Linked DNA regions of Homo sapiens: region 2 is linked to region 1. A link is a contact called in ENCODE Hi-C or POLR2A ChIA-PET data. All regions are on one chromosome and are shown on one strand. Each heading gives the region's core, a stretch centred on a gene start or an enhancer-like site at or near the end of the contact. The rest is flanking DNA. Distances are from core to core; before and after follow the strand shown. Region 1 holds the start of MRPL48 (mitochondrial ribosomal protein L48). Region 2 holds the start of PLEKHB1 (pleckstrin homology domain containing B1).

What was found. A loop is a pair of places that touch in the nucleus more often than their neighbours do. ChIA-PET counts read pairs that join two places held with the same protein, here RNA polymerase II (POLR2A). Pooled maps may share reads with other maps.
Region 2: a pooled map shows a loop between it and region 1 (4-fold over the local background). The contact joins the promoter of PLEKHB1 here to the promoter of MRPL48 in region 1. A Hi-C loop is called at or near these places in 1 of 168 maps with a recorded cell type or tissue (naive thymus-derived CD4-positive, alpha-beta T cell) and 9 of 50 pooled maps. POLR2A ChIA-PET finds 5 or more read pairs at or near these places in 2 of 52 experiments (Panc1 and WTC11).

The regions. Positions count from the first base shown.
Region 1 is chr11:73,786,198-73,789,718 of GRCh38, forward strand. MRPL48 (mitochondrial ribosomal protein L48) reads left to right here and starts at 1,677. Exons shown (of 8, transcript NM_016055.6): 1 at 1,677-1,795. The coding sequence starts at 1,775. RefSeq lists enhancers at 1,611-1,670, 1,811-1,890.
Region 2 is chr11:73,644,310-73,647,830 of GRCh38, forward strand. PLEKHB1 (pleckstrin homology domain containing B1) reads left to right here and starts at 2,272. Exons shown (of 8, transcript NM_021200.3): 1 at 2,272-2,317. The coding sequence starts at 2,300. RefSeq lists enhancers at 1,837-2,755, 3,391-3,521 and a silencer at 3,131-3,350.

The sequences.
Region 1 (3,521 bases), core at 427-2,926:
CACTGCGCCCGGCCAAAAAAAAAATTCTAGTTGTTTTGGGAATCCTTATATCTTCGTACAAAGGACTAACCGTCTCCTTCTTCCTTCTTTTTCCCTTTCCCTTCACCTTACCTACCCCAGAGAGTGTATTAATGCAAAGATGGATTTGTATCTTTTTTTTTTTTTTTTTTTTGGGATGGAGTTTCGTTGTCGCCCAGGCTGGAGTGCAATGGCGCCGTCTCGGCTCACTGCAAGCTCTGCCTCCCGGATTCAGGCAATTCTCCTGCCTCAGGCTCCTGAGTAGCTGGGATTACAGGCATGCACCACTACGCCCAGCTAATTTTTGTATTTTTAGTAGAGACGGAGTTTCACAGTTTTGGTCAGGCTGGTCTCAAACTCCCGACCTTGTGATCCGCCTGCCTTGGCCTCCCAAAGTGCTGGGATTACAGGCATGAGCCACCGCACCCGGCCATGTATCTTATTAGATTGTATTTACCTGGACTAGACAAGGAAAGAAACTCTCTGGCTGCCAACCTGCCCTTTTGCAAACCTATAGTCACAGTCCCATAAAATAGATGAAGCACAGGCACGGAAATGAAACAGCTCACCACTTATATAACATTATGTTAACTAGGTACCTTCTTCCTGTCTCTGTTCCTCATCTGTGAAATGGGTATAATGATCCTCAGCCTCATAGGGTTATTGGAAAGACTAAATGAACCCATACACCCATAAAGAACCGACCTGGCACATACTAGCATTTGATTGATTTTTTTTTTCTTATTTAAAATTTCACTTCTAAAACCCCAATAGCATTTATTAGGCAATAATCAATCACTGTACTGGAGGAGGTATGCCTGGTCCATTATATTTCCAAGCATAATTAATTGTCGTATCTGTGTTACCTCAGTACTTTGCACACAATTCTGGTATTTCACTTACCATACTAGATACTAATTATTTGTTACTAGATACTAATTATTTTTTGCTATTATTTTGATTGAGTTCCTCAAGGACTGAGATCCTGACTAATTTATTCCAGCATCTAGCACAGGACGTGGAAATCTGACTTCTAAACTCAATTTAAGAGATGATTGGCTGGGCCTGGTGGCTCACGCTTGTAATCCCAGCACTTTAGGAGGCCGAGGCGGGCGGATCACCTGAGGTCGGGAGTTCAAGACCAGCCTGACAAACATGGAGAAACCTCATCTCTAGTAAAAATATAAAAATTAGGCGGGCGTGGTGGCGGGCACCTGTAATCCCAGCTACTTGGAGACAGAATTGCTTGAACCCGAGAGGCGGAGGTGGCAGTGAGCTGAGATCGTGCCACTACACTCCAGCCTGCGCAACAGAGCGAGACTCCGTCTCAAACAAACAAAAAAGTCAGATCTGTGCTAGACGCTGAAAGGAATTAATCAGACAGGATCTCAGTCTTTTAAGAACTTTCAAATACAGAGAAGAGGTGGTAACAAATCATTAGTGTATAATATTGTAAGCGAAAAATTAGAATTGTGTGCTAAGTACTGGGGTAACACAGAGATGGTAATTAATTCTTTCTGGAGAAACAGCAGTGAATGTGACAACCTGAGTGAGGGTGGAAAGCAGGAGAATTTCTAGACTCTGAATTTCAGAAGCTTCCGGAACTAAAATGATGTGGAAGTTGAGTGAGTCTCGGTGGGATATTGCTGCTGCACCTGGTCAAGGCCGTTCCTTCAGTGTTTTCAGACGCCCTGGGAACGCGGCTGCAGGGTCCGGTCTTCGGTTTGCACAGCTAGAGGCCGCGCAGCAGCAAAGGATGAGCGGAACCTTGGAAAAGGTAACGTAGATTCCACGCACGCGGGGCGCGGGGAGATGGCGGACGGTGCAGAGAGGGGAGATGGCGGAGGGTGCAGAGCGGGGAGGTGGCGGCGCGCGGACATCCGGGGATGAGACACTGGGGCGCCCAAGGTCCTTCCCAGCAGCACATGCGGCTGCCTGGCGTTGAAGGGGCTGAGCAGATTCCTTTCCACCCGGGGCGAACTCTGCCGAGCCGACCCGTGCCACGCCCACACCACATGCCACTCTCTCCACCCAGTTTCTGGAAAAGGGAGAGCTCTGCGATGGGAATCACGACACCAGGATACGGTCCCGATTAACTGTGTGACCTTGGGCAGGTCATTTTATATTTGCATTCAGTTATCAACTTCCAGAATTTTTTCTAAGAATGCAGTTTTGACTTGCTGAACTGATGAGGATGTGAAGCTACCTGGTAATAAGGAAACAGCAGTAATAAACTAGGTTTTTGTTCTTTTCTTTCTTTTTTTTTTTTTTTTTTTTTTGACGGATTTCGCTCTGTTGCCCAGGCTGGAGTGCAGTGGTGCGATCCCGGCTCACCACAACCTTCGCCTTCCGGGTTCAAGCGATTCTCCTGCCTCAGCCTCCTCAGTAGCTGGGACTACAGGCGCGGGACACCATGCCGGGCTAATTTTTGTATTTTTAGTAGAGACGGGGTTTCACTGTGTTGGCCAGGCTGGTCTCGAATTCCTGACCACGTGATCTGCCCGCCTCGGCCTCCCAAAGTGCCGGGATTACAGGCATGAGCCACCGCGCCCTGCAATAATTAACAACATTTTCGTTTCCAAAACCTTATTTAAGTGACTGTCATAAAACCGTATGAACCACTATAAATGTGTTCCTGGGCTTTCTCCCGTTCCCTTAACAGATTTAACAGATTTCATTTGTGCTCTTTCAATTGTATCATGCTGCTTAGATTAATGACTCATTTTAGCAATTTATATTAAAATTTTGTTTTAGGCATTAATTGTGGCAACTATATTTCCATGATTCATAGGTCAGCATGGTCGTTGCAGCTCATGGGTCTACCTGTGGTTACCTTGGGGCTGCCCTTGAATGTGTGAGGGCCCACGCCTCACTTCATCCTTTATGAAACAATTCACTTGTTCACCTTAGCCAGTTTGTAAGAATTTGGCCAAATATGGTGCCAAGATAATAGAAAAAAAAATCAGAAAGTTTCAAAATTCCATTGTTAAAGATGGTCACACTGGTGACTACACTCCTTGATTTGCCTTGGTTCCAAGAAGGGCTAAAAGGGAGGGATTATTTTTCAAGGAATACTATTTCCAACCATTCGGTTCTCCATGTTTCACCATATTGCTCAGGCTGGTCTGGAACTCCTGGAAAAGAGCCCATGGAAATCTGTCATTAAGGCCAGCATCTGACATGGGTATATAAGGCCTCTCGACGTCTGATGCCACTGTTCTCTTCCCGACTCCTTAGTTGCTTTAGTCAGCTAACCTCGTCATTATTTGCCAAATGTAAGTCTGTCTCAAAGTGTTAGTTAATACTTTACATTTATAAGGAAGGTCATGGGATTTGTCAGACAGTTCTGTCTCTTGTTATGACCTTGGGCAAGTTATTTAACTTTACTGCTTCTGTTTCCTATCTGTAAAATGCAGATGATGCCCACCACATGGAATTGTAGAGACTATAGGGAATAATGTAAACAGGAATATTTTGTAAGGAATGAAGGATGATGCAAATAA
Region 2 (3,521 bases), core at 1,022-3,521, 140 kb before region 1:
CTCCAGCCTGGTGACAGGGCAAGACTCCATCAAAAAAAAAAAAAAAAATACCCACTGAATTTTTTACTTTAAAAGGGTGAATTTTATGGTAGGTGAATTACATCTCACTAAAATTATCACTTTGGCCGGGCGCAGTGGCTCACGCCTGTAATCCCGCTCTCAGGGAGGCAAGAGGCGGGAGGATAGCTTGAGCCCAGGAGTTCGAGACCTGCCTGGGCAATATGGCGAGACCCCGTTCTCCAGAAAAAGGAAAAAAAAAAAAAGACAAAAAAAAGCGTAAAATTATCACTTTAAAGTGTTTTCTTTTCTTTTTTTTTTTTTTTTTTTTTGAGACGGAGTTTAGCTCTTGTTGTCCAGGTTGGAGTGCAGTGGTGAAATCTCGGCTCACCACAATCTCTGCCTCCCGGTTCAAGCAATTCTCCCGCCTCAGCCTCCCTAGTAGCTGGGATTACAGGCATGTGCCACCACACCCAGCTAATTTTGTATTTTTAGTAGAGATGGGGTTTCTCCATATTGGTCAGGCTGGTCTCGAACTCCCGATCTCAGGTGATCTGCCCGCCTTGGCCTCCCAAAGTGCTGGGATTACAGGCATGAGCCACAGCGCCCGGCCATTTAAAATGTTTTCATAAGCACTTTTACTTTTGCTCAAATTGCATCTTGATATAAACTTCAAGTTTTTTAAAATAAAGATAATATAAATTATTCTCATTATATTATACTCTCTAGAAAATGTAAGTAGTAAATTTGAATTTGATGAGCCAGTCCACTATTTCCTAAACAATGTATTATCTGTGGGCTGTTCATTCACCAGGGACACTTGAAATGGCAAAATCTTTTCCTCTCTGCCAATGGTTCTGTGCACCATAGCCACAAAGAAATGTAAAAGTTACTTGTTGGCTTATTAGTCTCAATAAGTTTTAGTTGATTGAACAAACAAAGTCTCTCACAGCCAGGACTGCTGCGGCTGGAATTCCTGACATACTGTCATACCTCTCACTCGTCAATCTACACTCTCCTCCCATCTACACAGCTCTGGAAATTAAAAACAATCCAACCATGACTATCATGGCTTCAGAGGTCTATGAACTCCCAGGAATTATACGCAGATTTTTTCCTGAGGACAGTCTACACTTCCTTATTGGCTTCTCAAAGAGGGTCACTGACCAGCTTTTAGAGACATGGGCCAAGTCCGGCTACGTTTAGATTCGGTAGTAGTGTCTGTGGTTTTAGTTTGCCACGTCCTTTCCTCTTTTTTTCGTCATAGTGCCCGCTCTTTGGGAGGTAGGGGAGAGTCTTCCCCTGAAGTCTCCACTGCTGCTGGAGAACCTTCCTTTTTCATCTGGTTGCTAAATCCAGAGAATGAAATCTAGGAGATGATTGCACCGTCCCCGCCCCTCAACATGAAGGATGCCCCACTGCCCATCGGGGAGGGGAGCAGGGAGAGCTGGAGAGAGGCTGGGTCGGGGCAGGACCCAGGCGCAGATCCTCCGAGGCCAGCTGCAGCCCTACCTACCTGCCTTCCCGTCTTTCCCCTCCCTTCTTTTCTCCTTCTGTCTTTCCTTCCTTCCATATCTCTTTCCTTGCCTCTTTCCCCCTCCCACTGCTTCCTTTCTTCCTTCCACTGTGGAGGTGGAAAATTTAGCTAGGAGAAGCTGGGACTGGGACGTTCCAGGAACCAGACAGAGAGTGAGTTAAAGGCACAGAGATGAAAACGCGGTATGGGAGAGCTGGTTCTTGAGTCGGCTAAGAGGGGATGAACTCAATGGTTAATAGGATTGGCCATGGCGAATCCCTCAGCAGGGCACGCACCGCACAAAGGGCCGAGGAGCGAGGGTAGCTCGAGGTCAGGATTACAGAGACTCAGGAGCAAGAGAGGAAGGCTTAAAGAGCCAGACTGCGCAGCCAGGACTGGGGTGATGGGCGCTGTCCTGCCAGGCCAAAGAATGAAGATGTAGCCCCGCCCCCAACCTAGGGAGGAGGACCAGCCCGGTTCCTGTCCTGCCCCCGCAACCTCGCCCCGATTCCACTCCGGGAACCTCGGCGATGCTGAGCCAAGACCACTTCTGAATCAGGGATGACTTGTCTAGTGAACCTAGGGTCAGAGCCATCAGTTGGAAAGGCTGGGAGGAGCCTGGAGAAAGAGGGCGACCTTCCTTGGGATCTGTGCGCTCCCTCCTTGCCTCCCCCTCCAGCCTCCCACTTGGTAGCACCTTCCTGATCCCCTTATCTCTAAGGCGCTCAGGGAAATGCCCCGCTGCGGGAGCCTTCTGGGAAATGCTGCCCTGGCCACCCAGGAACCATGAGCCCTGCAGCCCCGGTAAGGAAGAGTTCTCTGGGACAGGAGGAAGGGCCCAGGGCAGGGTGGGCACCCTTGCCACATAGGGGACGGGACAGAAGTCTTTTAGGCCCTGACATCCTCTGGTCTCTGAATGACATCCTGTGGCTGCTGGTAGGTGAGGGTTTGCGGGGCTGAGCTATTGAAGGAAATGATCACAGTCCGAGGTGATAGATACAGAAAGTCTTCCTTTCTCCAGGTGGGCTCCCGCCAGTCCATTCTTCACTGTGCCCTAGAGGGGCCTTTCCGACCCCCTAATCACACACCTCACTCCTCATCTTGAAACTCCCACCCCCAGCTCCAGTCACTGCGTCCTAACATCCAAGCTCTCCGCCTGTCATGCAAGGCCTCTGTGCTATTTCTTTCCAAACCCTGCAGCTCTATCGCCTGACACTCCCGATGCCCTCCCCACCCCTGCGCTTTATGTTCTAGACACACGGAAATGCTGGGCACTCTTCAACATCCTGACAGTATTCATAGGGGAAATTTCGGGTCGCCTAGGAAACTGCCCCTCATCCTCCAAGGCCCCTTTCAGCCTCCTCTGGGAAGCCTTCCTGAACCCCTTGAGAAAAGTCAGGCTCATCTTTTCCATTGTTAAATCACACCTTGTGCTCCAATTGTGTGTTTCCATGTAATCTCCCTCACTAGACTGGAAGCTGGGGATGGAAAGGGGAAGCATCAAAAAAACATGCAAAACTAGGAGCTTGGCTTCTCCTTGCAACTTTACTTTTTCTTTTTTTCTAGGAACTGAGTTCAATGATTCTTAAGAAAAAGTATTTCATGATAAATGAGTGAACAAATGTCTTAATAGAAAAGTAAAATTGCAGGCGGGGCTGCTTCTGCCCAGCTCTACAGGGGTAGACTACAAGTCCCAGTACGCCTCGGGTCAGCATCTCTTCACGTCACTCCCCCTCCCTGGGGTGGGCAGGTCCGGAGGGCGGGGCCCGGGGGCAGCTGGGCTCTCAGGCGCTGCGGGAGGAGAGAAATGCCCCAGGCTCTCCGGGGCACACAAAGCGCAGGCGCAGCGGGTTGGGTGGCAGCAGCATCGAGTAGCGGCCGCTTAGGCAGCAACATCCGCAACAAGTGTAGACAAGGTGGGTGCATCAAGGGGAGGGGCTGGAAAAGGAGTCTGCACCTGACCCTCTTGTCTGATCTGTGTCAAGACCGTGGAGAGGGGAGGGAGCGG